Linked DNA regions of Mus musculus: region 2 is linked to region 1. The links are chromatin loops, found by intact Hi-C in ENCODE. Cell type or tissue: heart. All regions are shown on one strand. Links, peaks and the distances in the headings refer to the core of each region. The heading gives the core; the rest is flanking DNA. Region 1 has its middle 190 kb from the start of Gm33236. Region 2 holds the start of Bcl11b (B cell leukemia/lymphoma 11B).

Region 1 (16,388 bases), core at 2,759-10,758:
TGATACTCTTACAGCATATTGAGTGGAGGCATGGGAGAGAGAAATGGAGGCTTAAGAACATGCCGTTATCTTGTTCCAGGCAGCTTAGATATTGAAGGGCCAAGCCAGGATCCAGGTCTTGATCTAGACTCCTTTTCTGCTTACATCTTCTTTCTGTACTGTGTGATGATGTTCTAGAACCTTCTCTCAGGGGCTAAGCATTCATCCCACAGCCTCCTTTTGATCGCCAGCCAGGGACAGAGCAGGATCCACAGGTCACCTAGAAGCCTGCCCCCACCCCCACCCCCACCCCCCCAGATTTAGACAGAGTGGATTTTATGACTTCCGAGGACAAAAGAGTCAGGGTCAGTATTAAATATAATTACCGTGCACTTGGCTAATAACTGACATTCTTATCCCATGTGCACTTGTGGGGATGGGAGGCCCACCACGGCCCCTCAGGTCACCTAATCCTCTTTTGCTTTTATCTTGGGAGTGAGTCTGAGCAGACGGAGGCCACAGCTCTCAAATTACCTTTTCCCCTGTCTCATGAGCAGTGCACTCTGCAAAGCCACGGCTCTCTCCTCTCTGTGTTCCCATGCCCTGCCCCTCCTCCCCTTCCTCATATCTTTCCTTCACTCCTTTGCTCATCCTTATGGCCACAGACCTGGGATCCTTGGGATAGCTCCCTGCTTCGTGGGGTTGCTCAGCCTGCAATCTGGGTACAGGATGAAAATCTTTCAAAACCATATTATGATGCCCTCACCAGCACTGGCATCCAACGTTGACCAGATACTTTGTACACACTTCCCTTTGGTCCTTAGCGCAGTGGCTGGGTCAAGGTCCAGAAATGATTGCTGAGTCCTGGAGAGAATGGGTACTTCTCAAAATCTCACCGTGTGCCATGTGTTATCTTCCCTTAAGCCATGACACCAAAATATGACTCTCCTTAACCACTCAGTGTGGGAGGCACTAGGCTAACTCTGATCACAAGGGCTCAGGCTCAAGGACTGATGTATTTATAGGATACTCAGTCTGTGTTGGGCTCGGGGCTGATAGGCATGTTACAATCAAAGCACAGTCTTGTGCTATGCTCAGGCCTTAGTGTCTATTTCCCTACGAAAGCCTTGAAGACCAAGTTTGGACCAACAAGAATTCCCGATTCAGGCTGGTCTCTGCTCTTCCCTGGAGAAGACCTCCTCCCCGAGGACTTGGCTTTACATGTCTAAGGAGCAAACGAGGACATTAGATACATGATCTCCAAGCCCTCTCCACAGCATGAGTCTGAGATCTAACAATACATAATGAAGTTATTTGTGCCCTCAAATGAGTCCGCTGGGGACAAGGAGCCTCTCCTTCACTTTACTATTGGAGGCAATAATCCTTTAAGCTCTGCTTTTCCAGAGAGAGTTAATTAGCCTGGGTGTATGGGAAGGAAGTACAGTTGGCCTCGCTTCCAACACACTGTAAAAGTCCTACCACTAAATCCACCAGGGCACTGCTAATCCTTTTCTGCTGGCCACCATCTTGCCCATGCCCGCACCCCCATACAGAGCTCTTAACACCACCCACTTACCTTCACTCTCCCCAGAGTCCAGAGAAGTCCCCTGTCTCTGGTATTTTTGCTATGGCCACTGAGACTGGCCCTGTAAAGCCTGCAGGTCGGCTGGACTCTAGCCCATGCTTGGTAGAAGATACTGGTCCTTCTTTGGTCCAGTCTTTCTCTTAGCAAGGGTCTGCCATATGTTGTCCAGGATCTCTCAATGCTTGGTGTCATCTAAATGCACCAGGGGCTTAGAGCTCTTGGACTTCAGCACTAAAACACTCTTAACTATGAAGACAATGACTTCTTCTAAGACACAAGTCTTTGGGAACAGGGTTCATCGGTACCTGGAAACAAACTTTGACCAGAACAAAATGGGATAATGTTTTTGTATTTGACAACTCAAAGTCCTCTCTACCTGCCTTATCTGGTGGCCCGCACACCTTCATAAAGCTATCCTTATTATCATCATGATGAGCTAGCTATCACATCATGAGGTGGGGGAGAGAGAGGAGAGGAGGGAGGGAGGGGAGGGGTGGGAAAGGGGGAGGGAAGGAGTGAGAGGGAAGGAAGGAGAGGGGGTAGGGGAGAGAGAGAAAGAGAGGGAGGGAGGGAGGGAGGGAGGGAGGGAGGGAGGGAGGGAGGGAGGGAGGGAGGGAAGGGAAAAAAGCATGCCATACAGATGACAAAAACAAGGTGAGTGGGTTCCACAGGAGGCCTGCGAAGGGTCAAGGTCCTTTACCATGAGTAACCAAGAAGTACTGCTGACTCTGTGTGACCCCTGTAGGCCTCACTGAAACCCACTTGTGACTCCATTTTGAAGGCACCAATTGAGAAAGTGGTCCTGTTCTTTGTCTGGGGATAGACACAAGTGAACAAATCTCTCACTTAATGACAGGATGGGCGCTCAAGCTGGATCAGGCCAGCTCACCTTTGGTAGATTGCCTATGATGCCTCTAGAGCCTGTTTTGAAGCCAAGCCATAAAACTTCCAATACAGTGGTTCTCAACCTGGAGGTCATGACCCACCTGGGGGTCATGTGTCATTTATCCTGCATAGCAGATATTTACATTACAACTCGTAACAGTAGCAAAATTACAGTTATGAAGTAGCAATGAAAATAATATTATGGCTGGGCAGTGGTGGCACATGCCTTTAATCCCAACACTTGGGAGGCAGAGGCAGGCGGATTTCTGAGTTCGAGGCCAGCCTGGTCTATAGAGTGAGTTCCAGGACAGCCAGGACTACACAGAGAAACCCTGTGTCCAAAAACCAAAACCCAAAATCCCAAACCCAAACCCAACCCCTCCCCCCCCCCCAAAAAAAAGAAAAAGAAAATAATATTATGATGGGGGGGGGCACCAGAACATGAGGAACTGTACTAAAGGGTCATGGGTCATAGCATTGGGAATGTTGAGAATCCCTGTTCCAGAGTATTCCATATTTAGTCTCTCTGTCTCTATCATATACACATATACATACATGCTTGTGCACACACATATACATACATGTGCATTCACAGACACACAGACACACACACACATATCCATATAGTCCACTTGTTTTATGAGTAATACAAATTTAAGTAAAACATGAAAGACAAGGTTTGGATCTGAATCTTTGTCACTTGTACTTATTGCTGAGTGACAATGGTCATTCTAACTAGCCTCCTTTGAGCTCCAGTTTCCCCATATCTAAATGGAGACATGGAACAGAACTTCCTTTGCGTAAGTGTTCTGAGGTTTGAGGAAGACGATGTGAGGTTCTGGGTGGATGATCAAGGGAGGAAGTGGTTAGTTTCCATGCCTGGAGTCCACCTGCACAGTGATGTGGTGAGCACTAGGAGCAAGAGCCACAACCAGGGTGTGAAATGCATGCAGCACAGCTTGTCACCTGATGTGTTCCTGCTTCCCAGGCCATTCTGTGTGCAGGCTGACTGTTCTGGGTAGTGCACACACACAGTGCCACCCTATGAGTCTGGCTTTAAAGGTACCAGGGACTCACACACATGAGTGTGAGCACAGTGTGAGCAGCTGATGCAGTGAAACCTGACAAGGACTCGGTCCTTGGAGAGTCCACTGTTAATGTAGGGAATAGAAACTGGGAATGGAATACAAACACACATATGGGGGGGGGGAGAAAGGTGTGAGGGAGGGAGAGAGGAGGAGGGAGAGGGGGGAATGAGAGGAGGAGGAGTGGGAGAGACAGAAGGAGGGAGAATGAATGAGGGGGAGGGAGGAGGGGAAGAGAGGGGAGAGGGAGGCAGGGAAGGAGGGAGGGAAGGAGTGAGAGGGGAGGAGGGAGAGGAGATGGGGAGGGGGTGGGAGTGAGTGAGTAAGAGGAGGCAGGGCTGGGGAAGAAAGAAGGAGGAAGAGGGAGGGAAAGGAGGAGGTGGGGGAGAGAATGAGGGAGGCAGGAAAAGAGAATGGAAGTTGTTGATTTGCTGTGCGGTGGAAGAATCAGAGACAGCTTCAGGGAAGTATGATTGATAAACTAGGCACTAGAATCAGACTTGGAATATTTCTATGGAAGAGAGAGAATGTGTTGAGATTCTGATGTCAACAGGCAGAAGCAGGTGCTAGCAGAGCCTGCTGTGCAGGAGCTGGAGCCCAGGGGTACTGAGGAAGGAGTTAAGGCTGCTCCCTCAGGGTGGTGGAATCTCAAACTCCTCCTCCTGGGATGGGAGACCCCAGGGCATCTTGAAGTTGAAGCAATGCCGGCATGGTGTATTACCATAGCCAATTACATGGGCTCCTCTGCTCAGCCATTCAACCACCCCCTCTACCCATATCTATGTAGCAAGTGAAAGTCATATTCCCAGAGCAGGCAAGCCATCTCCCTCTGAGTTCTCAGCTCACCAGGGAGAAAGGATGCCAACCTTGTTATTTAGAAGCAGAAAAGCTCCTAGTGACTGACAAGCTAGGCAAAGCTGGATGGCTACAGGGAGCAGGAGGTGACTTCAGTAAAGAGAGGCAGCTGGCTTCAAAGGTGGCAGTGCTTCAGTGTGGAAGGAGCAGCATCCCACCAGGAGCAGTGGAGGAGAGATAGGCTCTGGGGAAGAAAGCAAGGAAGCAAGGAAGCAAGCAGAGGGAGTGAGGTCCCAAGAGGCTGTGCTGGAGACATTGTAGCAGCTATAGTGAGCAGAAAAGGAGGCCAATGGAGTGAGATCAGACAGCAGGACCACACCAGATCCTAGGAGGTCCAGGAAAGCCAGGCAAAGGCTGTCTTCTCCCAGGAGAACCAGCAGGAGTCTGGAAACAATAGCCTGCAAGTTTGCCTGACTACAAAGGGACTCACCTCAATCACAATTTGAACCTCTCTGTCCTCCCTCCCCCTCTTTAAAAATATTTCTGATTCACTTTCTTAACTTTTAATCCAAAGCTCGGCTGCAGTTGCTACTGTTTTCAATTTGTATTATCTATGCCCCCTCCCCCACTTTAATCCTCTTAGATTTCATTTCTGCTGGGTTAGTGAACCCACTAATCAGGTAAGCAATGAGCAGCAACTGGTCCAATTATGATGAAGAATGAGACAGGCAGAGATGTGTCACAGCATCAGGGGGGTTCATGTTGTCATGGAAACCACCCTGGGGCATGTGGGGTCTCAGTGCAGAAACACCTAGACACCCCTGAGGATGGTGCCTGGGGCTGCTCATCACCTGGTGAGGGACCCTGTGCAGCTCACCTGGCTTGACTTCCTTCTCGTCTCTGCCACTTCACAGGTGACATCATGACAAAGTCCTTCTGGCTCTTCAAGGCTCAACTCGAATGTCTGCCTCTTCTTTTGGAGGGGATCCAGGCTTGGGTGAAAATTTCCTCTCTTAGGGAAAGAAGACAGACTGCTGTGTTTGCCATATGCTGCCTCTGCGACATGGGGAAGGGTGTCACTCTCTTCTGAGCCTCAGTTTCCCTCTGTTTACCTCACACCATTGTCAGAGCATTGAAGACCGACAACCTAGCATTGTTTTGAGGCGATATATTAAATATTCAATGTGAGTTCGTGGTTCAAGAAACATTCTGAGCCCTCCACACATGACCATGGCTTTTTTAGTTCCCTTGGCATTCTGCTCTGCCAAGAGATTTCTCACACATCTGTCTTGATTAAAATCTCCCTGATGGCAGAGCCACATCTTCTTCATCTCCGTGACCCTCGAACTTGGCCTCATGTCTGTCAGACACTTCACCAAACTAGTATTGAATGGGGGCAGAATAAATAATGAGACAGACACTTCGACATCTTGTGAGATGTTTAAAAGTCTAGAAGACTTTCTGGCCTGTACTACAAGCTTTTGTTTCACTGGCTTGTAGGATCATCCATTACTCAACAGGAAGGAGAAGCGATTAGCAAGGAATATCCTGGGCCACGGGGAGGAACACAGTGAAGAAATTTAAGGACCAGGGTCATGTTAAGATGAAGAAAGAGAGACGTCAAGTGGGAGAGGAAGCTGTCGAACTCAGCTGTGCTCCTACCCCTCATCACAACCCTCCTGAGAAGTGTTCTCTGCAAGAGTGAGAGAGCCCTGACATACTTTCAGTGTTGACTGCTCAGGGCAAACACGTCTCTCCTCTGTGTCCTTCTACATCAGCTTCCGTTGCACTCGTCTGTCTCTGAACTTGCCCTTAGTCACCTTATGACTTCTGCTTTCCCTGAATGAGCGTCTCACGATGCCCCACTCACCCTACTGACCTTTGGCTTATTTCAAAGGACAAGCATGTGCTTACAGTTATCCATATAGAGCACTATGCTATACATGCCTCAAACCATGGATTTAAACTGCCACATATGGCTTTGCACATATTTTGAAATCAGCTCAGAGGTTCCCTACTTTAGCTCTGAGATGTCAGTCACCAGTGTAAGCCGCTTCTTCTTTCTATTCTCTCCATATTTCTTTCTCTTTTTTCCACATTAGTTTATGAAACTGAAAATCATCTGTCTTGCTTTATTGGAGACCAGAAGTGACGTGAGTCGCTGTCCGTGGTGCTGAAGCAACATTGCTCATTCTAAAGGCTGGGGAAGGCTATGGAAATCCCCACCAAGGAACATTTTATAGGTCCATTTTATAATTACCTTTCTATCCCTAACTATATACAAATCTTGATAATTTCACTGTCACAAAATAATGCCTCGTGAGACATGACATGCACACATGTGAGTATTGGATTTATAATAATTTGATAAAGTACCCGTTTCTTACAAGTTAGGGAGAATGGTGGAAAGGCACATAATCCCCTGAACTTTTACTTCCGGTGATGTTTCTGTCTATGGTTAGAGAGGCCAGATTGTCCTCAAAGAAGGCAACTTCACATTAGCTTTCCAATGACTGTGGAGTGGCTTGGTTTGTAAAGTGCTGCTTGCCACACAACCAAGACCTGAATTTACTCTTTCAGAATGCATGACAAACAAGACATGTCAAGGTGTAATTGTAATCCTAGCTCTGAGGTTATTGGAACAGGAGGGTACCTGAATATTTATTGGATGGCAAATTGGTGAGCTCCAGCTTCAGTAAGAGAGACCTTACCTTCAAAAACTAAGGTGGAGAGTCAGAGAAAGACACTAGACATTGGCCTCCTGTTTCACACACATATGTGTACACAAGCATGTGAAGTTGCACATGAATATACGCAAATGCACATCACAAATGAACAAATAACAGCTCTTTAAAATCGACTTTCCGTTTATTCTTAGGAGCAGGTAACAGGTTTGAAGGTGTATAGGGAATGAACATCTGTGAGTTTCTGTGTCTTATTGCCCAAAGCACAAAGGTAGGTGTTTAGTTTATAGACTTAACTATTTTCTACTTTGTATTTTAAGGCAAACAGCTTGTAGCCTTTCCTCTCACGAAGCTGATAGACTAGTGGGAATAAATACACGAAAATCAACAGGTTTACTTAGAGTGATAATTAAAAACAGAAGTGTATATGAGGCGCAAATAATCCAGAGGAGGGAGTGATTGGCTCTTTGCAGAAAGGCAAGAATCCTCCATAGAGCTGTAATGAAGGAGGCTCACTAGTACTCCAGACAAACATGGCATCGTAGGTGTGCTGGGCAGTTTTTGTCAACTTGACACAAACTAGAGTTCTCTGGAAAGAAGAGTTCCAAATTGAGGAATGCCTCCATTAGATTGGCCCACAGGCATAGCTGTGGGGACATTTTCTCAATTGATTGATGAGGGTGGTGCCAACCACCCACAGATGGTCCTGAGTTGACTATATAAGAAGTCAAGCTGAGCAAGCCAGGAAGTCGTTTTCCTTCCTGACTTCAGGCTCCAGTCTTGAGAGCCTCCCCTGATTTCCGTCACAATAGAATGTAAGATGGTTAAAGAGTGGGGATTTCACTAAGATTCAAAATGAATCCCAGAAAGGAATTTTCACTTAAAGCTAGCTTTTGATTTACTTAAAACTAAAAGCATGGGACATTTGAAGAGAAAATATGAAATATAGGTACTAGATTACAGTAAATTGCATTTGTATAAAAATGTTAGTCTAGCCTACAGTTCAATATGGAAGGTGGTTCAGAGGTTAAAAGAGCTCACACACCAGGAAGATTTACTACACACATATCTTTATGCAGAGGACACAGCCAGCTTCCCAAATGCAGAGTGACATTATTGGGAACGCAAGGAGAAATTTGAAAAAAAAAACCATATAATCATAGCAAGCAACAGTTACATTTCTTTCAGAAATACAGACAGAAATAAATTGGCTTAAAAGATTCCACATGATAAGAAGATCTGTGCAGACACACATAGACACAAAAATACATATTATCAATAGACCATTATACGTACTTTAAAAATACTCCTTAGATAGCCTCAATATAAGAACACATGCTGGGAAATTAAAGGAACCCCAGGTTTTGGGGGAAAGTAGGTAAGGTACAGATACTATTCAGTGACTGTGATGACCATGACAGTGAATTTAAAGACATACAAGCACCTTCTTCCCACTATAATGCCTGTGACACCTCTACTAGGCTCATCTCTCTCTAAGGAACCGGACCAGCTCCTGACTCTATTCCTGGACTTCCGTTTTGCATCAAACAATGCTAGAACTCTAATCAGCAGATTCAGAACTTCTTATTTAAAAATTCCCAATGAACGAATAATTCTGCTTGTATAGAGTTTGAACAGACAGACGTGTGATCTCTCAGGTCTTATTTTAAACTTGCAAGGACTTTTCACTAGAATCTAGGCTGAAGTGCTCAGGTCCTAAGAAGGTGAGTTTTAACTTGGTTAGATTCTAATACCTAGTCGCTTAATCACATGTGAATTAAGGTGTTGCTAGGGCGGCATTTTGTAGGCGTGGCGAACATCTACAGTGGTTTCCCTTTAAGTAAAGATGGTTACTTTGTTACCATCAATATTCTTAACCCAATGTTCTAAACCTCAAGAGCTCAAGCTGCTAATTTGGAAAATATTTGAGTTTCTTGTCTGCTGTCTTATCCTGTAGATACCAGACTTGAAAGTCTTCTCCATTGCTTAAGCAAATTCCCTGGAAAACACACACACACACACACACACACACACACACACACACACACACACACACACACACATTAATTTGTTTTATAAGTGTGTGTGTGTGTTTGTATGTGTATGTGAGCACAGGTACATGTGTGTTCTTGTGTGTTTAATATTGGTTGAGCAGATAGAAATTGTCTTGTTAAGATTTTTTTTGTTGGTTTGTTTTGTTTGCTTTTTGTCAACCTGACACATACTAGTTATCTAGAAAAGGAAGCTGGACTGGGAAAATGTCCCCACAAGATTGCCTTGTGTGCAAGTCTGTGTGGCATTTCCTTGATTAATGATCAACATGGAAAGGTCCAGCTCTCTATGAGTCCAGTACCATCCCTGGATTTGTGGTACTGGATTCTGCAAGAAAGCAGGCTGAGGAAGTCATGAGGAGTAAGGCAGTAAGCAGCACCCCACCATGACTTCTGTGTCAGTTCCTGCCTCCACATTCCTGCCTTGATTTCCTGCCCTGCCTTCCTTTGATCATGGACTGGGTTGTGGACATGTAAGGGTATTGTGTACTAGTTCCCTCTGAGGTTGAAATATTTCATCCCACAAGGAAGTTGTTTAAACTGAAAGAGAAACAACTCAAAAATAGCTTCAGGAAGTTCCTGAAACTGACCAGACTCTTTGGGTCCCCCCATGCTAGAGTAAATGCTGCCAAGTTGCAAAGAAGACTCTTGAAACCAGACCAGCGCCTAGAAGAAACAGAAACCTGCTGAGTTGCCTGGAAGAGGTGTAGACCTACTACATCACTGGGGAAGGACACTCTAACCTGTTGAGTCACCTTCAGGTGGTATGCACTGTGCTCCAGGTACCCAGCTGTTGTGAACTTCACCCATACTGGGGCAGTCTTTGCTGATGCAAGTGTCTTTGAGTCATTTCTGCTCCTGAAGTAACCTCTCATCCCTTTTCCTGAAAGGAATCCCAGCAAAGCTCACTGGTTTGCTGAGCCTGAACTTTAGTGGCATTTGTCCTTTGGTCTGTTGTGGGTTCCCTATCTGGGGTGAGTAGATGTGTGCATTGCATCTCCCCGGGAAAACTTTTATTACATAACAAGAGGAAAGAAGCCCTTTCCTCCGCAAGTTGCTTTTGGTCATGGTGTTTATGATAGCACTACAACCTCAAGCTTGTAAGAAACAAAACGCACAGCTTCAACCTCCTTCATTCCACAGCAGTAATTAGAGTCAAAACCAACGTGGCCTTTGCGGTTTTCAGCTGTATTTAAACCCTGGCTTTAAACCTGATCACATTATCTATATACTGTACGACTGCCTGTAAACCACATAAACTTCCCAGGACCTAGCTTCTATATGAAGAAACTAGTGGCATCTTCTCCGAGATGATTTTAGATAAATTAAAAAAAAATGAGCATAATGCAAACAGTAGTTGTTGATGCCTTCGGAGTTCAAGGACACATCATTTCCTAATTAGGGGCCTTAAAATTTGCTCTGAACTTGAATTCAGTATGGAGAAAAATTTTCTGTTTGGCTGCTTGGAAATTTAGGGCATGAGATCCAAATGACTTCATGTGGGCGGCTGATGCTCCACCATCACGTGACACAGAACCCTGGATCTAGACGGTCAACCATTCCCTGGTATGGCAGGATTCATTTCCGGCATATGGAATTAAAAGAAAGCATGTGTTCAACTACTTTTCCTCAGAACCCTCAAAAATGTTTCTCGTACAATGGAGTGAGATTGCTCTTAAAAAGTCACTGCCATTTATGGGGTAATTAATATGCATATTAAGCATTCTAAATATATATTTCATCAAACGGCAACATAAATCGCCTGGAGCGCTGTATGAAAAACGCACACGCCAGGCTGGAAAGGCAGAGGGAACTGCAAATGTCGCTAACGCTGAGTCTGCTGGAATGCTTGCAAGTGGAGTGGCTTTGCAGAAATCGGGGAACCAAGAGGCCCCCTCATTGTTCCCCGGGAGAGGATGCAATGCCACCATGCAAGGGGTACAGAAGGAGAATGAACCCACAGTTGACTGTTTGCATTTGGCCTTGACTTTGATATTTGAAAATAGAGATTCGGAGTCAGAGAACGATGGCCAGTAAGAGCCAGAGGCCAGCAGGACAGGTATGGAAGCTGGAGCAGCTGAGGACACAGATAATTCCTCTTGAGCTGCACCGATGATTGTGCCCCAACATAGTGCACTGTCCTTCAAACCACAAGAGGTGGCTTTCTGTCATATTCATCAATACTCGGGAACTGGGTGGTAATGCTGCACTGTAGGGTAAGAATCTTGACCTAAGATGACAATTTTGGGGATCTGGATACTGGAATGCCGTGCAAGTGTCAAGTCGCGTGTGCACCATTGCCTGGGTGAGCCAGTAGGACCTCTGGAGGAGGAGAACTTTGATCTCTGGGAAAATGAATCCATGGTGGCTATATCACTGGCTTGACGATAGACATTAAAGCAGAGCGAGCAGTAAGAGATACAAGCACAGAGGCCTGGGGTGAAGAGCTTGAGTCTGGGTGTGACATTTGGATTGAAATCTAGAAGTGTCCATTACTGATGCCCAAGGTAGAGAGAGAGCTGACAGGGGCCAGGTGGGCCCAAGCAGGGAGGGCTGCCTGAGTTGTGACAGCCTTGAATGGTGGGCATTGTATTGTCTTCCCACTCCATGTAACTGGCAAGTGCCCCATCCACACTGAAGTCAGATGAGGCAAAGCAGCCCACACTCAGCTCCCGGTCCAGCAGGCAGGAGAAGGACAGAGTGCGTGAGAGATGGGAGGCAATGGGGCAGCTCGACTAAGAGCGTGGAGAGGAGGGGAAAGAGGCACCAGAGACCTTCGATGATTGGCTTGGAGAATGAGCAGAGATTGGGAGTGTTGCTTCGTAAAGTCCCCTCCCCATCCATGGGATGGGGGTACCCCGAACTGTCACCCTACCCATAGAGGGTGGGCTCACTGGTCTCTTCTTAACCCTGGACACTGATGGAGAGCTTTTGTCTCTCACAGACTGTGGTGAAACGAGGGCACTGTCCTTAGAAATGTCCTTAAAAATTAACTGTTAGGCCAGTTTTACAAATGATCAGTTTTCTGGTTTGGTATAGCTTTGAATGACCATGTGACATTGCATCAATGTCTCCTTCAGTGACACTAGAGTGTTGGGGGAAAATCTCACTTGGTATTAGGAGTTCAAAGAAGTTGATTCTCAGTCTATGACCCACAGTGTTTCCTTCTTTCTGTTTTAAAAAGATGTATTTCCTCTGTGTGTGTGTGTGTGTGTGTGTGTGTGTGTGTGTGTGTGTGTGTGTGTGTTAGGGCTGAGAGATGAATGCACATGAATGCAGGTGACCATGGAGGCCAGAAGGGAGGTCCAGATCCCCTGAGAGCTAGAGTTATAGTTACATGCTACCAAGTAAATGGTAGGGTTGACACCTGGGTCCTCTGTAAGAGCAGTACCCATGCTTAACCTCTGTGCCATCTCTCCAGTACCCACAGTACCTGTCTGTGACCTTATGGCTACAAGCCACCCCCAAACTCAGTGGTTTTAAATGATACTTTCTATTGTTCTTTGGGGCAGCTGGGTGACTCTGAGTCCCAGATGAGTTGTGAGAGTTTTTGCCCTAAGTGTCAAGACAGGTCAGCAAGGACCAGCTTGTTTCTATTTTCCTCAGTCCCAATCACTCAGTCCCCGTGGCTCTGCTCCTGTGCCCCTTTCTGCCTTGTGTAATTGCAGGGGTTCGGGAGGAGGCAGAAGTGGCTATGGGCAATCGGAAAATTTGGCTTCTCCTTTTCCAAAATCCCACTGTTCAAAGTAAGGCATCAGCAACTCTTGCTGCCTAAGTCCAAGCCAGGCCCGGGGCCCCCCAATGGTAGGAAGATGCCAGAATCACAAGTGGGGACTCTGAGGGCCAAGAAGAATGAAGTCTGTTGTCACAGTGAAAGGAGGCAGGCTTTTCCCCAGTCCACCTCACATTCCCTTGTCCTTTGACCTCCCGACAGCATGACCAATCTTAGCCACTCACATCGGAGGATGTGCACAGTGGAAAGAAATGGGTACGTATGGCATTGTTTGTTTTCAGATTATGTTATTTGGACAGCAGAGCCTCTTTCTCTCCCATTCTGCCTCTCCTGAGCCTTTGGCGTGGCAATCAGAACCACACTTGGAACCCCAGTTGCTCAGATTTGTCAAGAGCAGACATGGGAAGTGAAGGAGTGTTCGAGGGAGAGCGAGGCCAAGCTGAGGCCCTAAGGATGGGTGTGGGCTAGGATATGAGATCAAGTTTCCCGGGGGCTTGTGTTTTGTGGCTCTGACTGTGAGCATCTGTGTGACTGTCATGTCACAAGGTCCGCATGCTGTCCCGCTCTCCCTTTGAGGGTGGCTATAACTCAGTGGCCGTTGCAGGGCAGCTGTCAGCACCACCGTGTGATGAACAAAGCCACAGCTTGCAGCTCTGGGATGATGTAACCAGAATGCTATATTTACTTATGTACGGGCCCACACCCTTCTTCTGACCATAACAGCTACGCACTATTTACAAAATTAAAAACATAAATTGCATGAGCTACCACAGCAAGTTGCATTTAATAAGTCCGGAGCTGACGCCAGAAATCTCTTATGATGGCCTAATATTGCTGAACTGTAGAGCTCAGAGGGTGTGGAGTCGGGAGGTTCTATCACACAATGTCCTCGGCTTCAGCAGACGTAGGAAGCTGAGGAAGCAGAGAGTCTTATCAGCTTGAGTTTTAAGGAGGGGTGTGTGAGAGGGTTTCATGGGCTCATCAGAGTCACTTATAGGAATGAGGGTCTCAAACATTTGGAACCAGCCCAGGACATGGGTCAGATGCCAGCACTTATCATCTCTGTCTTTGGGACATTTGTGAGCTTTAAGTACGAATGAGGGTAGAGTATTGTAGCAGACATTAGACGTGCTGTGGCTCACATCACTTAGCACGCTTTGACCACCTGTCACTCATGTCCTGAGCTGTTAGAAAACACTCCAACTTCCCTCCCACATCCCCTGCCATCCACACCCAGCAACAGAGACTGGCAAGTCTGATAATCATCTTTTGGCCTCCCTGACCTAGAGGCTCACCACTCTATAATAACACAACAATGGGATATTTGGCAGACCTGGACACCTTCTGGGTGTAAGGGTCTTCCCTGATAAAGGAGAGGGGCTGAGGAGGATGCCTCTTTTTCATTACCTTACTCATTTCCTGCTTTCCATCTTGGCTATCGTGATGATGTGTCATATGCCGGGTTTTGATTGGTTGGTTGGGTTTGGTTTTCTTAGCCACATTGGAACCCCAAGGCAGCGAGTCTTAAGCACAGTGTCATGATGAAACATGCAAGTGATACTGGAAGGTTTTCTGGTGATGTCACTAAGTTGGTAGACCCAATATATGACACCCTTTGGCCCTGATAATCTTCCTTCACAATGATTGATAAAGTATATACTTCCTTCGGCGTAAGCTACTGTTTGTTGCCTACATACAGCATTGTAGACTATACTAGGCTCATAGAGAGTGTGTCCACTGTCCTTGCAACACTTCCAGGCCCATGAGAGGTACAGACATGGGAAAGATAATCATGTGAGATATAAGCAGAGATAAGATGCATAGGGCTTATGAGCTACTGTACTTATCACCTAGAGACACCCCTGAACTTGAGAAGCAGGCCAGTAGCCTAGGTTATTCTATACAAAGTCAGTTTGTGTTCCTTAGAAAGCATGGTGGCAGTGGACTTGTCGAAACTGAGCCCAGATCTCTGTGGGCAGAGCTAGAAAGAATGCTGTCTCTTTGTAAGATCACTCCAGGAGAAAGTCAGTGACACCCAGCTGCGGGGGTCCTCAGGCATCCCAGCATGCACCTGAAGATGCAGATCTGGGTGGGAGACCCTGTGACATCTGGGGCACCAAAGCTGATGTTAACAGGGAACATCACAGTGCCAACCTGCACACTGGTGACCTGTAACAAAGGTGTACTTGACCCCTGTGCATCTCCTTGTAGACCACCAGCTTTCTCTAATCAAGAAAGGCAGCAGCAGACAGACAGATCCCAGTCAAAGGGAGGCCTCTAGGACATTTTACTTGTGTGCTTAAAATATCCTCTCATCAACAAAAGAATAAAGAAAAGAAAGGAAGGAAGGAAGGAAGGAAGGAAGAAGAGAAGAGAAGAGAAGAGAAGAGAAGAGAAGAGAAGAGAAGAGAAGAGAAGAGAAGGAGAAAGAGAAAGAGAAAGAGAAAGAGAAAGAGAAAGAGAAAGAGAAAGAGAAGAGGAAAGAAGAAAGAAACAAAGGAACATCTGAAATCTGTACAGCCAAATATGGACTTTAGTTAACAGCTGCATCTCAGTATTGGTTAATTGATGATGAATCTACTGCACCGATGTAAGATATGGGGAGCAGGTTTCAAGTGCCCTATGTGTGGTGTAAAAGTCAGTAAAGTCAAAGCTATTGTCAAAGGAGTAGTTTATTTAAAAATCTATATCACCCATCTCTCCAAGGCCTGGGGAATGTTGCAGAGCATGTAGTGGAAAGACTGTAAGATCCAGAAATCAGGGTAGATCAGAGTCTTCTGGATAGGGATGGTCCACTGCATCACACACTAACCAAAGCTGTGGCTGCCTGCAGAAGATCTGCACAGGAGCCAGCCGGTTGGCATTCAAGCCTAGCATAGATAAGGGGCTCCAAGCTCCCTTCCCTAGCTGAGGAGCTACTGCTGTTAACCGGCTGCTCGGAAAGGAAAGCCAGTTTTCTTGAAGGGTTCCGGTTAGGGTTAATAGGCCTTGGTGTCAATCATGCTCCAGGGGGCGGTCCTCCATCCACGTGTGTATGAGCAGCACAAATTGGACTCAGTGGGTTATAACAAAAATAGAGTATATGAAGTTGGGTGAGGTGGCTTATAGATCTTGGAGGAGTTAGGGGAGAAGTAGGGGTGACTGTAATAGAAATACAAAGAAATTTTATATTACATATACAATGTTTATATTGTATGTACATATTTACAAGTATAGCATATGCAACTTTTTATATACAAAGGAAGTGAAAACAGAGGTAAAGAAACAAATTGAGAAGCAGTTGTGGGGCTCTTGTCAGCAGCTCTGCAAACAACTGGAAGTGACATTTAAATGATGAACGGGAAACGTAAGTCACTGAAGGTTCTGCAACAACAGAAATTAGTCTTGAAAACGGGGAGAAGAAGGCAGGAGTGGGAGCAGGAGGAGAGCACTCTGGATCAATGTCACAGGCAGACAGACCCGAACGAACCCACACGCATTCTTCAGTGATGGTCTCCCGTGGGGTGGGCTTTGTTAACTGTGATGCTAAAATGACTTTGGAACGGGGCAGAGGTGGGTGACACAGTGAGCAGCAAAACCAGCAGCAGCAAA
Region 2 (16,388 bases), core at 5,323-13,322, 530 kb before region 1:
TCTCTTTGCACAGATTTTTTTTTTTTAAAGCACCAGAAATGAAACCAATTTGGTAAAGCTGTGTTGTTGGGACTTCAGACAGCTCCAAAGTTATCTGTCTACATTTCAGAGGGAGGATCCTTGGGAGAAGATAACAAAAACAAACGGAATGTCTGTTTTTTCCTGCAAGGACTCCAGGACTTCCCATCCCCCCCCCCCCCCGCCCCCCTCCCCGCGCTTATCTAGATCGATCCAGATTTTCGTAAAGACATAAGATAAAATATAACAGCTCAGAAGGCAAAGACAACATTACAGACTCTTCCACTGGTCCCAGTCTGTGCCTAAAGGATTGAAAATTCTTCAAGGAATTTTAAGCAAAAAGCTTGACCAAGGCTCTGCCCAGTCTGCCCTCACTTGTGCCTGTCATACGGAGCACACGCAGGGAGTTAGGACCCCAGGCAAGTTTAAAAAAAAAAAAGCACTTTGATTCGGTGAAGAGAATTTTAATTTTAATTTTTGAACAATTCCTCTGTGAAGGACGACTCCCCTATCCTTAAAGGGACGCAGGCTGTGGAGATTCACTCTGAGAAAGCAGTGTGAAGCTGGGCAAGAAAGAGCAAAGCATTGTGACATTCATATTTATTCTCTCTCATTTATTTTTATCTGATTATGGTCTGTGTCAAGAGTAGAGCACACAGTAGGCCAAACGCAGGTACAGGAGAAATGATGCTAAGGTTCTATGCAAGGGCTTCAGGCCCACGTTTGAACCTTCACTCTTTTGGGTAGCCACCTGCACACCCCCACCCCTCTGTGTGTGTGTGTGTGTGTGTGTGTGTGTGTGAATGAACTTTATTCTAAACAATGCTTCGTCGTAGGTGGGTAGATCTGTGTAAGGATTTTTTTGGATATACCTGCCTGACCCAAGGTCCTGAGCAAACGCTACTGATTTCCAGCCCAGTATGACAGAGCGCAGAGAGAGCCAGAGCTGATACCCTGGAGCCCGAGGCCTAAGTCAGGCGGGTCGAGCAAGAGGTCAAGGTCGGCAGAGAGGCAGCTATTGATCTGGTTGGGAACCGGAGACACGGAGCGCCGCAAGACTAAAGGGGGAGCTGTGAGACCAGACATTAACAGCTTTCAGCGCAAATGAAGCCGTGCCAGACGGGCAGAGGGAAAAGGAGGAGACTGGAGTGGCAGCTGGGATCGCTTGCTGCCTGCGCCCGGGCGCCTCTTGGGAGAGGAGGAGGCACAGGCAGGGCAGGGCGGCCTCTTGCTGGCGGCCGCGAGGTGGAGCGCGCGGCGGCGACAGCGACAGCTCGGGCCCTGCACCAGCCTTCAGCGCGCGCGCCTTCCCACCGTCGGGGTAGCGCGTGGTCCGGGGAGGACCTGCTGGGGTCAGTCCGGACTGCGGCCGCTGCTTCCCGCTGCCCTGTCCCCGGTCCCCCCGTGCTCTAGCAGGCAGCTGACTCCTGGACCCCTAAGCTCCCTGTTTTCCGAAAGAGCCCCTCTTCCTCCTCCCTCGACCCGGGCCCCTGGCTCGCTCCCCCGTACTCGTAGCCATCTCCCCCAGAAGGTGAGGGCCGTGTTTGAATTTCGCGCCCATGGTGGCAGGCTGCCTTGGGCAGGGCGCAGCGTCTTAAGTCCAGACTTGCCCCTGATGTGCTGTGTGTTTTTGGGCAAAGTCGTATCCTTCTCTGGCCTTCCTTCCCATCTGCGAGTCTAAGAGACAGAAGGCTAGTTGATCTTTCAAATTGATGCGGGGGTGTGCGGATAAGGGCAGTTTATGGATTTCTTGGGAAGTTTATTAAAGGGTGGGTGTGGGTTATATTATTTTCCTACTTCGGCCACTTTCCTAGAATTCTTTTTTCCAGTGAGACGGGATGGGTTGAGAGGAGACGCTTCCAGACTTTGGACCACGTGGAGGGGTGCCCATGTGTGTGTGGTAGTGGGCGGCTACACGCGGCCTGCGGAAGGAGGTGCAAGCCCTCCCCCAACCAGCATCATCTCAGCCTCGCCTCGGTCGGTAGACCCTGCAGTCCATAAGCGCTGGAAACTGCAAGCCGGGGCACATCGTACAGTGATTGTTTTGGGTGAAGTGGGAAGGGAAGAGAGATCCTTCTTTCCTTGCTCCTAGCACTACGCCTCTTCCTTGGTGCCATGGCCCCACCCATGGCTTTCAGGATGAACAAAAAGCCCAGGTGCCCCCTGAGGAGCAGGCCCCGGGAGAGGCGGCTCGCCTGGAGGCCTTGCAGCCTCGCCAATCCCTGGGCTGAAGCCGGGGCGCCGGGCCTGGGGCGGAGTGAGGGTGGTGCAGCCAGGCTCACCACAAAACTCAGCCCCAGCCAGGCCCCGACCCGCCCTGGCCGCCGGGGAAGGGAGAGGGGTCCAGCCTACTGGCGCGCCCAGCGCGGGAGGCCAGGTTATCCAGTAGACCCAGCTGGTCTCCAGGAGGAGAGCGCCGGGAGGGGGCGGTGCATTCGGGACTGCAGCCTGGCCTTGTCCCCGGGCCACGGGCAGGCCCCCACAACTCCCCTTGTCCTGGCCGGCTGGAGATCAAACGGTTGAAAAGGCGGCTCTGTCCTTCCTGGTCGGACAAGCAATTTCAAGTCCGATCCCGGGCGATGGAGGAGGGGGACGACTTCCAGGTTGCAGAGATTTCACGGAGGGAATTGGGGGGGGGGTCGCCGCTACGAGGCACCCTCCTTTCCCAGCGCTGACCACGCCCACTTCTGGGTCTGTGAGTCCCAGACTTCTCCCACGTGGAGTGCCCCCCAACCCGTCCCTCTAGCGCGTGCTTCCCAAGGAGACTAGGGTGTGGGGGCGGGGCAGTGCTTGACCCCTAGGAGTTAATGGGGCCCAGAAGGGCGAAGAACCCTTCTGGAATGGGATTCAAACAAAATGTGCCCCCCCCCACTGTGCCCCTCAGTATCATTAATTTTGTTGTTTGAGACGACCAACCCCCAACGGTTTATATGGAGACACTTTTTTGGAAGTTTCTACAAAATGCTCCCCTCTCCAAATAAGTAAAACCAACTGTAACTACTTTTCTAGAGAGTGAAGGAAAACAATTTTATCTGTCGCCTCAGTCTCCCCCAGCCCGTGGTTTCCAGCCCTCTTTCTCGAGTGGGTGGGTTTGGACTTGCTTGGACTCAGTGTACCTCAGTTACTCACACAGCACTCCGCCCCCTTTCTCAGGGAGTCCGGCTCCCGGGGGAGGAAGAGTGAGTGGGGACAAGATTTTATTTTATTTATCCCCCCCCACCCTCTTTTGCGCTACCGGTGCTCGGTGATAAGACCAGCTTACAAAAACAGTAGTTTGCACGTGTGGCCGGCCGGCCTGGGTTGCGGGTGTGCGCACTGGCGAGTGTGTGTGAGTGCGCGCGCGCGTGTCTCGGTGTGTGCTTTCTTGTTCTCTTACAGGGTACAATGTTAAAAAGCCACCGCTAGTCGCCCCCAGTGCTCCGACTCTCTGGGTCTTTTTGTCTCTAGAGCAGATTAAACGTCACGTCCGCACTTGAACTTGAATTTTATCCCATTGTACAGAGGCAGCCCCAGCCACAGAGAGACCGAGAGCTCCCGGAGAACCCGGACTCCGCCATCTTCACGTTGCAATCTATAGCTCCCGTCCACGCCCGCACCGACCCGGGCGCACTGGGCGAGCCGCCCCGCAGCCCCGCTCCCCCTGGGCCCGCGGCGCCGGGCAGCGCTGGGGAGCGCACGCGGGGACCCGCAGCCCCTCCGGCCGGCGCCAGCCTGCCAGGTGACCCGGGAAGGAGCCGCTCCCGGAGTCCCCCAGAGCCTCGGAGGGGTCAGCCTCCGAGAAAGAAAAAAAGCAGGCAGCGCGCAGAAAACCCAGAAAGAGCCGAACCAAGGCAGCTTTTCATTGCTTTTGGGTTTTTGAGGGGGCGGGGTGAGGGGGTACGAGACAAGTCCCCAAGTTTTCTTTGCCTTTTTTTTTTTTTTGGCTTTTTTGAAATTTGTTTGCATTTTTTCCTCCCCCCTCCCCTTGGGTGGAAGTGCGCGTTCCACCTACCAGACCCCGAAAGAAAAGTGTCAGAGGCCGGTGCAAAACCCGGCGTAACTTCAAGAAGACATTTACAAGTCTAAGAGGCCAAGCACTTTGAAGAAGTGTGAGAGATATTTTTCCTCCAAAAGAATATATTTTTAAAGAAACCGGCCAGCCAGCGGCGAGCAACAGCAGTTTTATAATTTATTTTAGCCTTTTCTCTATTTTAGAGCAAGCCATCTTCCTGGCTTTTTCTTCTTTCTTTTTGCAAAAACAAAAACAAAAACACAGCCCAGAAGAAAGAGCAAAATAAAGACGAAGAAGAAGAAGAGGAGGAGGAAGAGGAAGAGAGGAAGGGCAGAGGCACCAACCCGGGCGGAGGAGGAGGCGCGGCGGCGGCGGCGGCTCAGACCCCCTCCCCGGCCCGCATCTGTGCAGCTTTCCGGGCGATGCCAGAATAGATGCCGGGGCAATGTCCCGCCGCAAACAGGGCAACCCGCAGCACTTGTCCCAGAGGGAACTCATCACGCGTAAGTGTCTGCCGCACGCGCGAAGGGCCGGCGGCTGGGGCTCCGGGCGCCCGGGGCTGGGGACACCAACCCGGGAGCAGCGGCCGAGCGTGGGGTTCTGGGAAAGTTTCTCTGCAGCCGGGGGCAGCCGCCGCGGGCTCCGGGCCGGGGAGGGGGCGCGCGGGCTTGCAGGCGGCTGTGCGCGCCGAGCCCGGCCGGACGCTCGGCCCTCCAAGCGGCGTGTGTGGCGGCGGCGGCGCTGGTGGCGGGGTTTGGAGAGGAGGGGGAGGGGGCCGAGGAGTGGAGGGGGAGGGGGAGCCGGGAAAAGTTGGCGAGCGCGTGGGTCCGCGCTCGGAGGAGCGGGCGGACGGAGCCCCGAGAGCGCCCTGGACCCAGGGACCCGCAGGGGAAAGGGATGGCCGCGGGCTTCGGGTTCCCGGTCGCTGCGCCCCGCCAGGCTGGGCGCCGACCGCGCCGCTGCTAGGATTCCGAAGCCGCCGTCCCCTCCCCTCCTCTCGCTATTTGCAAAAGAATCCAGCTGCGCAGCTGTTTGCTGTGCTGGAGCACCCCCTCCTCATTTCCCCACCTCCGTCTCCTGGGACGGTCTTGTCTTCTTTCCCCCCCCAACTCAAAAAAAAAAAAAAGGTGTGGGGGGGAGGTTTTGGGTTGGTGAAAAAAAAATCCCCGCCACGAGTTAACAAAAAAGTCATGAGTGGGGAAAAAAAAGGGATGCTCTTATAACAGTAAAAATGAAGAGAAAGAAAAAGGAAGGGGAGAAAATACCTATCATCCTCTTATCCATCTTTCTATCTCTGTATCTTTCATCTTCCCATCTAAATAAACAAGGCAGGTCGCGGTGCAAATCCGCCGGATTTCAAGCAAGTGGAGGGGCTTGCAAAGTCAGGCAGCAGGGCAGACTCTCAGCAGCTTCCACCGCCCCAGCTGGGTTCATTTAGAAAAGAAAACGCCAGCGCGAGCCGCGCAGGTACACAGTTCTCCCAGAGCCAGCCGGGTACCCGCGCTGCCACCGGCGAGGTCGGCTTGCAGAGCTCTGGGAAGCCCCGGCCGCAGCCTGCGCGAGTCTCTCCCCCGCGGGTTTTTTTTTTTTTTTTGGTCGCGGTTGCTTTTTATTTATTAAATTTTTTATTGCAATAGAAATAAAATTTCCTCTGGGTGCCATCGAGACCTCAGGCAGGTTGTAATCTTGCAATCCTTCGCTCACCTCGCTGCGTTGGGGCCGGGCTCCCGGCTCTGGAGCTGGAGAAGCCTGTGAATGACGGCCGCCGCTGAGGACTGGCTGCCCTGCAGTCGAGAGCCGAATATTTATGTTATATTTTAAAGAATTTAAATAAATAAATAAATATATAAAGGGGCTCTCCCCTCCCCTCCAACCCAGCACAGGAGCCATCTGCTCGAAGCTATTGCTGTTCCCTCTCTCCTTTGTTACCGCAGACACCTTAGTAAGAATTTGTGCGTTTATTATTATTATTATTATTGTCGTTGTTGTTGTTATTATCTTGTGGGGCATATATATTAAAGTGAGGTTCTTAGGAAAGGGATGTCTCTTAAGGGGAGGAGAGAAGGGGAGTCTTATTTATTTTTTTTCAGTGTTGTAATGTCAAAGGAGACTTGCTGGTTGCATTTAAAACAAAATGTTTTGCAACCAGATTTGAGCCTGGTCTCATCAAGGTCCTTTTGACCACTTGACTTTTATTTTCTTGCTTTAGTACGCCGCAGCCACGGGTTATTTTACAGTCCCTCCCTACCTTTAGGTGAAGTGGTTGTTAAAAACCTCCACACTTCCAGACCCTAATTTGTCCGGGAGGCAGTTGGCCGCCACCCCCATCCCCTGTATAATTACCAGAATTGTATTTGAGGAGGGGAGAGAGTCGGTGGGAAGGGGGAGAAACTGGTAGCCCCCAACTCTGGAGCATTTGCCGTATTAGGGGAAAAGCAGATAGATTTGCTGTCCCTCTCTGGGCATCCCTGGGACATCCTGAACAAGCCCTGAGCAGAGGGACTGGTGGCAGCTGGGTCTGGGGGGGGGGGGTTCAGGGGTGCTTCGTGTGACATCCTTCCATGCATTGGTTCTCTGTCTCACCCTTTCTCAGAGCATCTGGGAAAAGCCAGCTGACCTGCAGGAGAGGCAGAGAAGGCAGAGAAGTGCTGGGGAGAAAAGAGGCAGTGGAGGCCAGGCTGCTGAGCAAGTCTACCTGCCTTCTGGGGACCCTGGGGACCCTGGGAGCCTGGGCATTGTTTCAGGGGGGTAAGCAAGGAGAGTGGTCCGTATGGTGTTCAGAAAAACAGCCTAGAAGGGATAAGACAGGGATGCAGGAGATACAGTGTGGCCTGGGGAATGTGACTAGCTATGAAGCAGGGGATACAGGAGGCCTGGTTGCAAAAGGACTGGCCAGCAGAGCAGGTGTTATCTCAGCCCCTACAGGCAGTCACTCCCATGTGAGATTTCAGATCTGAAGGAAACCATCTAAAACATGGCAGATCGTTTTCACTTGGGTGGCAGCCTTGGGCCTGTGGGGCAGCAGCTAAAGGCTCTTTGGAGATGATGCAACTTAGAATCACTGATGGCCTAGGAAACCAGAAAAAGCCCAGAAATGGCATCCCTGATCTTGGTGTATGTTTCCCAGGGTAGGAGAAGGGCTTCATAGCATGCTACGGTTTCAGGCAGGATGGGTAGGAAGAGGACTGAGGTAGCTAAGGGGGTGGGAGACAGCTGGAAAAGAAGATCTGGGCTTCTGGTTTGTTTCAAAATGTTTGACCCAGATGGATGCGGCTTTTCAAACAGGAGGGCAGACACAGACATTAGGAAAAACAAACACAGATCAGCCTGGGGAACGGTGCTAGGGAGGTAACGCAGGAGGCAGCCGCTGGCCAGGCAGAAGGAAGGGCCTGTACCAGCCATGCCAGGCAGGGTCAGGCAGAAGGAAATGCAGTCTGAGGTCCGTGGAAAAGCTCAAAGGTTTTTCTGAGGGAAACGTGGAGGTAAAATGGAGTGGCCAATTATACAGGCCCTTAATGAAGCCAACTTTTCAATAACCCACCAACAGGTTCCCGAGGAAGAATAGCAATTTTCTGTATGCACTCGTGATCCTGCACAGCAGCCAGAGACCCAAGATTTGCCGCAGAGTGAGGCTGGTTGTAGCCATTCAATGCCTCTTCAGGTTGGGTTTTGTGGTTGTTGTATGTTTTAAAGGCGGCTACGTTGACAATTGTCTGAACCTCAGGATACAGTATACCTATAATGGTCCACTTATCGTACTAAACTGCGTCTCTGATAAATTTATAGGACATGGGCCCTCTTTCTTTCTTTCTTTCTCTTTTTCTTTTTCTTTCTCTTTTTCTTCTTCTCTTTCTCTTTTTCATAGTCGGGTAGGGGCAGTGAAGTTTGTCTGCCCTTTGCACAGAAGGGAACCCCGTGTCGTTTGAAGTGTGGTATGTCAGCAGCTCGGATTCCACGGGAGAATAAAAACATGTTCTTCAAAGGTGTCATGCCAGGTTAATTTTATTCATTTGTAATTCGCACCCCAGTGAAGACAACCACGAGCACACTTTAACAGCCCCCATATTTTCAGAGGAGATTTTTTTTCTCTTATTCAAAGATTTTTGTATATCTGCTTGTTTCTTGTTTGGAGGGGGAAGCCTGCTATCTGCATGAGCCCTGGCTTTGGCAAATTTTATCTAGTCTTCAGGGTGTTTCATAACAGAAAAATAGAGTCAACTGTTCAGTCTTGGGGTTCAGTCCTGGGAGCTGGCCCGAGAGACTTGGAAAGATTAGGATTCGATGGTTAGATGCACCCTTCAGCTTAACTCCAAAGGACCCAGCAGCTCTTCCTTGGCCAGAGGAAAGATCAGCATTCGATGATGCATTTGACAGTAATTTCAGGTGAAATGGATCCATGTAAAACAGTCTACTTACGGACTCCAGTTTCCTACAGCAGCAAGGAGGTTTTGAACGCCTAATCACACTTGATTCCTGATCGATCCTCCTCACCTTTATCCATCCATTTTGCACTCTCTGTCGCTTGCTGTGATAAAATACTTTCCAAAGTAAACTTTCAGTACCATTTGCTTTTGGTTAAGGGTAAAAATGCCTGATGCTCCAAGCCGCGCCTAGCGCTTCTCGTCAGCTAGGGGGCGCTCGCTGCCCGTGTCATGGCTGCGGTGCCTTGGCCGCTGTGCCTGGGAACCCGCGTCCATCAGCACATCCGGCTGCGGCGGCTGCAACAGCAGCGGCTGCAGTTTGTGTCGCTGCAAAAATGTCTTAAGCGTGAAGTTGTAATATTGATTTTCCTGCAGAGATTTGTGCAGGACAAAATGAGAATATAAGTTTGAGAAATCTATTTTCAAGCCATTGGCATCGATTTGTAAACCCCTCCTTACCTGGCAGGTGGGGAGGCGGTTTTTTCTTTTCCTCCAATTTCCTTTTCTTTTTAAACAATTAAAATTGTTATTCCTGAATGAGTGTTTTTCTCCCCCTTGGTCTGTCCATGGTCTTGACATTCTAAACATTTTGTTTTGTTGCTTAAGCATTCACAGTCCACCTAGGGAGTCTGGGAAGAGCTGTCATCATTTTAGGGGTGGCCCATCTTAGTGTTCCCCGGGGGTGGGGTGGGGGACCACTGTGAATTGTTGCTGAAGGGGTCGTGGACCCAAGACAACCTGATAGATGGTGATCCTTTCGGCTCCGATTTGATAACAGCCCTCAATCCCATCTTCTCCACCGCGAGTCCACGGAACTAAGGGTGCAAGCACCCTTTCCCTAACGATATAGCATAATTCAAACAGTGCGGGTGATTTTGTTTGCAAGCAGTGTGTGCTTGCTGGGGCCAGTGCGCCTTGCACCTCAGAGAGTTCCCTTCATAGATGGATGTCACGATGCTCCACCGCTCCCCCAAACATGTGATTTAGTGCCGGGGGATATGTATGTGTTGATGGTGGGGTTTCTAGATCTACGATGTCTTAGCTTTAGAGTTTGTGAGATGCACAGACAGCGCAGTGAACTGGAGTCGTCTGCGCGAGTTCAGTGGATAAGCTGAAGAGCTTGCCCTGACACAGGAAAGTGCTTTATTCTAACCTGAAAGAGAAATAAATTAGGTCAGACAAAAGCCTTAGCTGTCATCGGCTGGAGGAAGAGGGCCAGCCATTTATCTGATGGTGTCTCTACTTCATTTAATGTTTGCGTCTGGCCAGTTGTAAGCATACCGTGGAGGCAAACACAGGGTAACTATGAGGAATATAGGACCTCGCAATCTTGGGTCTGGGCAACGGTTTGTAGCCTACAGAGAACTGTTTTTTGTTTGTTTGTTTGTTTGCTTGCTTTGTTTTGCTTGCTTGTTTTTAATTCAGTTTATGGGAAGCCCCAATCATTTGCCTTGGAATTTGGGGTCCTTCCCATACTGTGATTACACACCAACACAGACATTCAATTCGTTAAAAAAAAAATTATCAGGGGTGATAGGACAGCCGGCAGCTAGACGTTTTCCTTTGAGAGCCTCTTTTTTCATGAAGGAAGGACTCTTTGGCTGCCTGGTTGGGCCTTTCTTTTAGCTTAAACTCTCCAAGGATTTTGGTCCCCAAGTTAATGCTGATGTCACATCTGGGGAGGAGAGGTGAAAAATGAACTCTTTTTTTGGGGGGGGGTGGGGGCTGTACCCTGCACCACATGATCATGGTCAAGGTATTGATGCTGGCAGAGCATCCTGCCCTGAAGACTTCATTAACTGTAGGTATACTTGATCCTGCTTAGTCTGAAAGGAGACAGAGAAGAAAGCTGAGGACGGTTGTCCTGTGTCATACAGCTGCTAATACCATGGCTCATGTGATCCTGCCTGGGGAGGGGGTTGTCAGGGGGGCAGATTCCTTGGATCTCACAAATCTCCCATCCTGGGGAGCTACATGCAGACCTGTGAGATTTGCCCACATTCTGTTCCCCAGGCCTCTAGTTTGTGGACTCCAAGTGCTTGGTTTTCCCGGGATGTGCTGAAAAAAAAAATGGCTGGAAGCAGGCTGTCAGCTGGGCATAGCTCTGTGCCCTCCCTCATCAGGAGCTAGGGAGAGAGGGGGAACACAGCAGCCTCTTGGTTCCTGTCAGAATGGTGCTAGATTGTGAGCAGAGCTGTGTTCCGGGGACTCTGGATGGTGTTTTGACATATGCAAGTCTTTTGTGTAGTTGCTGATATTCTAGAATTTTGTTCTCTCTCTCTCTTTCTCTCTCTCTCTCTCCCTCTCTTTCATTCTTCGTGGCAGCTGATAATTTGCTTGGGTGTGGAATTAGCCAGCTCGAACTATTTACTGCAATGCAATGCCAGACCACACAAAATTAAGTAACTTCAAAGTAAAAAAAAAAAGAGGGTAAAAAAAAATCCTCTGTTTTGCTGTAACTTTTTACGACCTTGTTCTAGTGAACTGCTAAACTACAAATACATTTGTGATCCACGCTAAGAGGCCTTGTAGAACAGCATGCTGAGGGACTTAAGAAAGCAAGTGCCAATATTACTTCCATTAAGAAGTACTCAGACAGGGGCACTGCTGCAAACGAAAGAAGACCAAGTTGGAGTCATGTTTAAATTTCTACCCTGGAGAGAGGAGGTGTGGGAAGGAGCCATTGCCCTTGTAGGCTTCTTGCTGTCTGAGTATCTGGATCCCCGTAGAGACAACCTATCTCCGCTGTACCCACGGAAATCCTCCCCCTGTATCTTTGAAAACCCAAAATGTTAAACAAAACAAATGCTCTCATTTGGCCACAGAGAACGCTCTTATATCAAATCATTGCCAGCCCTGTTGTGGCTCTGAAGATGGAAGGCACTTGCAGTGTCATGGGCAAATGTGTTTAAAAGGTGTTCTACCGTTGATGGTTTTTTTTTTTTTTTTAATCCTCCCTTCCTTATTTTCAAAAGGCAGCTGTTTTATTTATCAAAGCCGATTGATTCATTGATTCATTCTCATTTGTCCCGGGCGTAGGTTTTCATTTTAACTTTTTGGTATGGTGAGGGTCTATGAGAATGCCTGAGTGTAAATTACCTTATTCCTTCTTTAGTCTCTTCTTAGTTTTGAGGGGATCTAGCCTCCTGAACCGTGTTTGTGTGCAGTGGGAGGGAGGGGCTTGGACTAATCCTGTAGAGCATTTTAGAAGATGTTTAGAGGCTGTTCTTAATCAGTCTGACTTTCCCCCAAGGTGAGGCTGTTATAGGGCAGTCTGTGCGGACAGGGGTCCCCTGTCTGCTGTCCCCATCACAGGATTTCCCTACCTAGAGTCAATCAACCAAGGCTGTATAAGTGAGGATACTCCTGTAGCCAGGACGTCTTCAAGGCTCAGAAACTCCCTACCTCCAGGCTGACTAGGTTCTATCATGCCCCACATTGGTCATGTCAGCCCCAATCCTGGTCAGTTTCCCAGAGGAGAAACCCACTCTGTCCTCACGTCCCGACCTGACTGATTTCTCTCCGTCTTTATTCCACTTGTCAGAAATGGGGAAGGTTTCAGGTTGGGTGTGGTGGCGCACGCCTTTAATCCTAGCACTCAGGAGGCAGAGGCACGTGGATCTCTGAGTTCGAGGCCACCCTGGTCTACAGGGCTAGCTCCAGGATAGCCAGGGCTACATAGAGAGACCCTGTCTTGACAAACAAACAAATGGACGAACAAACAAAAAAATGTAAAAATTTCAATTTGAGTAGTGTGTACACATAAAGCAGGCAGGGTGGCAGCCTGGAGTGTGTGTGTGTGTGTGTGTGTGTGTGTGTGTGTGTGTGTCCCTATTCCTCCAGGGAGGTGGCTTCTGGAGGGTCTTAGGGGAATGCAGGGAAGTGACACCTGGGACTTGCAGGACTTCTAAACCCTCTGAGCGAGCTGATGGCCTGTGCAGATGTGGTGGGTTAGAATGTATAGGTCTTGTACTGGACCTTGTTATTTAGGTCCTTGGAGGACCCTGCTGGGGACCTAACCCTTTGTGGCCCCAAAGGGACAATCCTCTCAGCATGCGCCTCATTCTGGCTTCCATCTCCTCTCTGGGCACTTCATTATCCCCTCAGGTGGAGAACTTCATAAAACCTCTCTTCGTCGTCGTCCTAGCGCCTTGCGTCATCCAGCCGTAGATCATTTTTTTTCCCCAAGAACTGACTCTTGCTTTCTCCCAGTCAGCCCTCCCCCAGCCCCCATGGCGATTATTTTCCCTTGGATCTAATAAATTAAAAATTGATGGGAGCTCAGAAAGTGTGCTCTGCCGGGTGCCGTGTAGGTGGTGTTACTGTTGCTGTGTCTCTTGGTGTCTTGGCCCCTCCTGAGTGTCCACCCAGAATAGAACAAGAGGCTCCCTATGCATGGGCTAGCTGGCCAAGTCTCTAGCTTCCTGGGTAGCCGGCATAAAGTCTCCAGTCAGAGGAGGCAGAGCTCGGTGGATGCTGAACATTTCTTGTAAACATGCATGCACATTGTGATGGGGGCTGTGACGCTGGCAGCACACTGTTTTAGCAACCTGTCCCTCACCCCCAATCCTTCCTTACTGTCTCCTCCTACCTTATTGAAACAGTACTAACCGTGAGTTAGCTATTAAGAATAGAGATTTGGAATTGACCAGAGGCAAAGGGGAGACAGGAGTCCATGATGTACCATGTCTGCAGCAATGTGTGTGTGTGTGGTGTCTGTTTGTGTGTCTGTGTCTATATATGTGTGTATGTCTGCAGCAATGTGAGTGTAGGAGTGTGTGTGGTGTGTGCCTGCAGCCATGTGCGTGCAGGACTTGTGTGTGTGTGTGTGTGTGTAGCAGTGCACACACCCCATGGCCTGAGGACAGCTCATCTTTTGGCTGGAATTCCCTGAGGGGCAGGTGCAAGATAGTTGTTGATGGACCAGGGCAGGCAGGGTCCTAGGATCTGTGTGACAGAGGGACTTTCAGGCTAGGTAATGCCCTCTGATGGAGGTTTGGTGGCTGCTTGGCTGAGCCAGTGTGAACAGCTCCTCTCCATTTCTGTCTTCTGTCCCAAATTCCTTCCCAGCGGAGCTGAGACTGGGGAAGTTTGCCTTAGGATCAAGGGATCCTCTTCCACTTAACAGTGATGCCTATTATTATTTGTGAAGCCTGATTTCATTGCCTCTAAATGCGTTTAACCAGCTGGGAGGAGGCCCAGCCTTGTAAATAAAATGTGGTTTTGTTGTAAAAGAAAATCTAACTCTTCTCTCTCTCTCTCTCTCCCTCTCTCTGTATTTGTGTGTATGTATGTATATATATTTGCTCACGTGCCTTAAATTTAATATTTGAAAACCCTCTCCAATCCTGTGGTCTCTTACATTTGAGCAAGTTGCCGGCTGCATCCGTCCATTCATTTTCCTCCTAATGAGTCAAACATCTTAGCAACTGCTGCCCCTGTTCTGATCGAGGTGTGTTGAGGGTAGTCATGGTTTGCAGGCTGCCTGACGCTTGGAGCTTTTCAGGAAAGCACGTATCTTTTCAGGGGAACGCTTTTCGGCCTTACTTGTTAAGGCTGAATTTACAGGATGAGGTTGAGGGAGGGGGCCAGTATCTAGAGTTTGAGCTTGGAATGGCTGCATTCATCTGTCTCTTCTCTCTGTGTGCGTTTGGGACTTTCTGCCTGTGTAAGCAGTGGCTGGATCCTCCGAGGTTGATTCGGAGCTGGGAGATGCAAGTGTCTGGGCCAGACGTACATCTTCAGTTCAGGGCAGGCAAGCAGGGTTCCCAGAGGGACAGACTCCTTGTACTCAGGTCTTGGCCAACAGGCTCTGTCCCTTTTCTTTCTTCCATTATTGGTACAGTTCTTAGAAGGGACACACAGACACACAGACACACACACACACATGCACACACATTACATGCCCAGCCCATATCCGCCTGCCAGCGGAAATGAAACCACAGCCTTTGGTGTGTCTCTGAGAGCCTCTCCCTGAGCTGCCAGGCCCAGTCAGCTGCCTGGTCCATCTACTCTAACACAGAAGTTGGGGTTCAGTGGGACTCTGCTGCCCGAGTGAAGGTGGGGAGGGGGGCGTTGACCTTGCCACCTTCTTCAGGAGAGAATCATTAGCAACAGGGACCCACACATGGCCTGGGGGCGGGGAGAGGAAAGCCCATGCTTGACATTGGCAGGGCCAGCCTGATGTCACAGGCAAGCGTTTTGCTTTTAACATGGGAAGAGGGAGGGGAGGTAGTTTTTACGTTTCTCCTGATTTCTTTTCCTCCTAACTCCTTTAGTAGTGGAAGCCCAGATCTACGTTCTGAGCTAAGCGTGAGCTGGCACAGCTTGTCTGTCTGTCTGTCTGTCTGTCTGTGTGCCTGCCTGCCTGGAGGGCTTTGGGTACTCCAGTTGGCTTGCCTCTAAAGGGAACCCCAGCACTGCAGTGTTATAAACAGTATTGGAGACCTTCAAACCCAATTACTGGGGCTCCCAGGGCTTACTGCAGGAGGGTAGTGAAAAGACAGACCGACAGAGAGAAGATAGACAGACAGACAGACAGATACATAACCAGATATTACAGAGGAAAGAATGCTGGTTTGGAGTGAGTCCTGGTCAGAGGAGGAGTGGAGCTGGAAGGATACTGTGGACAGTCATATATGGCCTTTACTGATCTTTATACTGGTCTGTGTTTCTTTGGAGTTACAACATGGATTTGAAGTTTTGTGGCCTGAAACCTCCTCACAGGGAGGAGGATGGAGCTCATACTATGAGAACTGTCCAGGTGGGTAGGCGTGACTGAAAAGGCCAAAAATAATGATATTATTAATAATAATGATATAATAATATCAATAATATCAATAATATTAGTAGTAAGGAAGGCAGACTCAATTAACAGGCGAAATGGAGCCCTTTGCTGTGGAAAGAGAGCTACACTGGCTGGAGATGTGGGTTTATTATTTTTATCAAAGGCTGTAAGGAGCAGAGGCCTTGCCAGGCCTGCTCGAGGCGGGCAGTGGATCCCTCCCAGGGATAGCACCCCTCCCTGCTTAGTTTGAATTCTCAATTTCAATTTCAGTTTGCCCCCCGCCCATCCCCATTTTGTTTTGCTTCTCAGTTTATTTCCTTTGTCCCTTTTTGTTTCTTTTCTGACCAAACAATATTTTGACACCCTTCTCCTATGTCTCAGTCGGTGTTCTTCCTTTCCTGTGTGCCGGGCGGGCACAATGCATCTGTATATTTCTGGAGGACTCTTTGCGCAGTCCTCTCCTTTGGCTCTGAAATTATGTATATGTAATTGGTAATTAAAGGTGCAAGCTTTTCAATATAAACAGTATTGCTCAATGTTAGATTATTAAAGGGAGAGGAGGCACCGAATAATTACCTTTTCCGTCCTGACAAGCGGTTTACGGGAAATCCAGTCTCTCCCTCGAACCTTCAGCTTGAAGGTTGTGATTACATTTTAACCATGGCAGGGTGGCTTTTCATAAGATAAATCGGTAAATTAATTACGTAGCATTGTCTTCGAGCTCCTTTTAAAGTAAACTCCGATTTCTTTTTTCAAGTGTAATTAATGGTTTCTGGGCGGCGTGGCGAGGATGGCACCGTTACCTGTCTTTTTTTTTTTTTTTTTCCTTTTTTCTCTTTCCCCTCGGTTGTTGTTATTAATGATCTACAGACAACAGACTTAGGATTTACACACACGCCGGGTGTTTCTGAACTGCCATGTTTTCCGGTGCGTGTCTTCTACGTTTAATTCACAGAGGGCCCTGCCTGCCTCCCCGGTAACCACGGGCAGAGAGAGACTCAGGCTGTGAATCCCATTGGTGGTACCTGCCCTTCTCCCTGCACGGCTCCAGCTGCCCTTTCTTTCTACATCACCTGCCTCAGGTTCTACACCCGGTGTTGCACACACACTAGACCCCCCCCTCCCCAGCAAGCTTATATTCAGAAAACATAGAACAGTGACTCACATGTAG

What was found. A loop is a pair of places that touch in the nucleus more often than their neighbours do. Peaks named below come from ENCODE experiments on the same cell type or tissue, not always from the same donor. Only the 100,000 strongest peaks of a DNase experiment are listed, where the experiment ranks them.
Region 2: a loop joins it to region 1, with 2.9 times the contacts of the local background. A loop is called at or near these places in 2 of 42 quality-filtered maps.

What each region holds. Positions count from the first base shown.
Region 1 is chr12:107,455,032-107,471,419 of GRCm38, reverse strand. No RefSeq gene overlaps it. Among named protein-coding and RNA genes, the nearest start is that of Gm33236, 190 kb to the left of the region's middle. In heart, for the core only: no CTCF peak of the experiment used is centred there; no DNase peak of the experiment used is centred there.
Region 2 is chr12:107,991,210-108,007,597 of GRCm38, reverse strand. Bcl11b (B cell leukemia/lymphoma 11B) reads left to right here and starts at 4,184. Exons shown (of 4, transcript NM_001079883.1): 1 at 4,184-4,512. The coding sequence starts at 4,455. In heart, for the core only: a CTCF peak has its summit at 8,641; no DNase peak of the experiment used is centred there; H3K4me3 peaks cover 521 bases; H3K27me3 peaks cover 5,646 bases.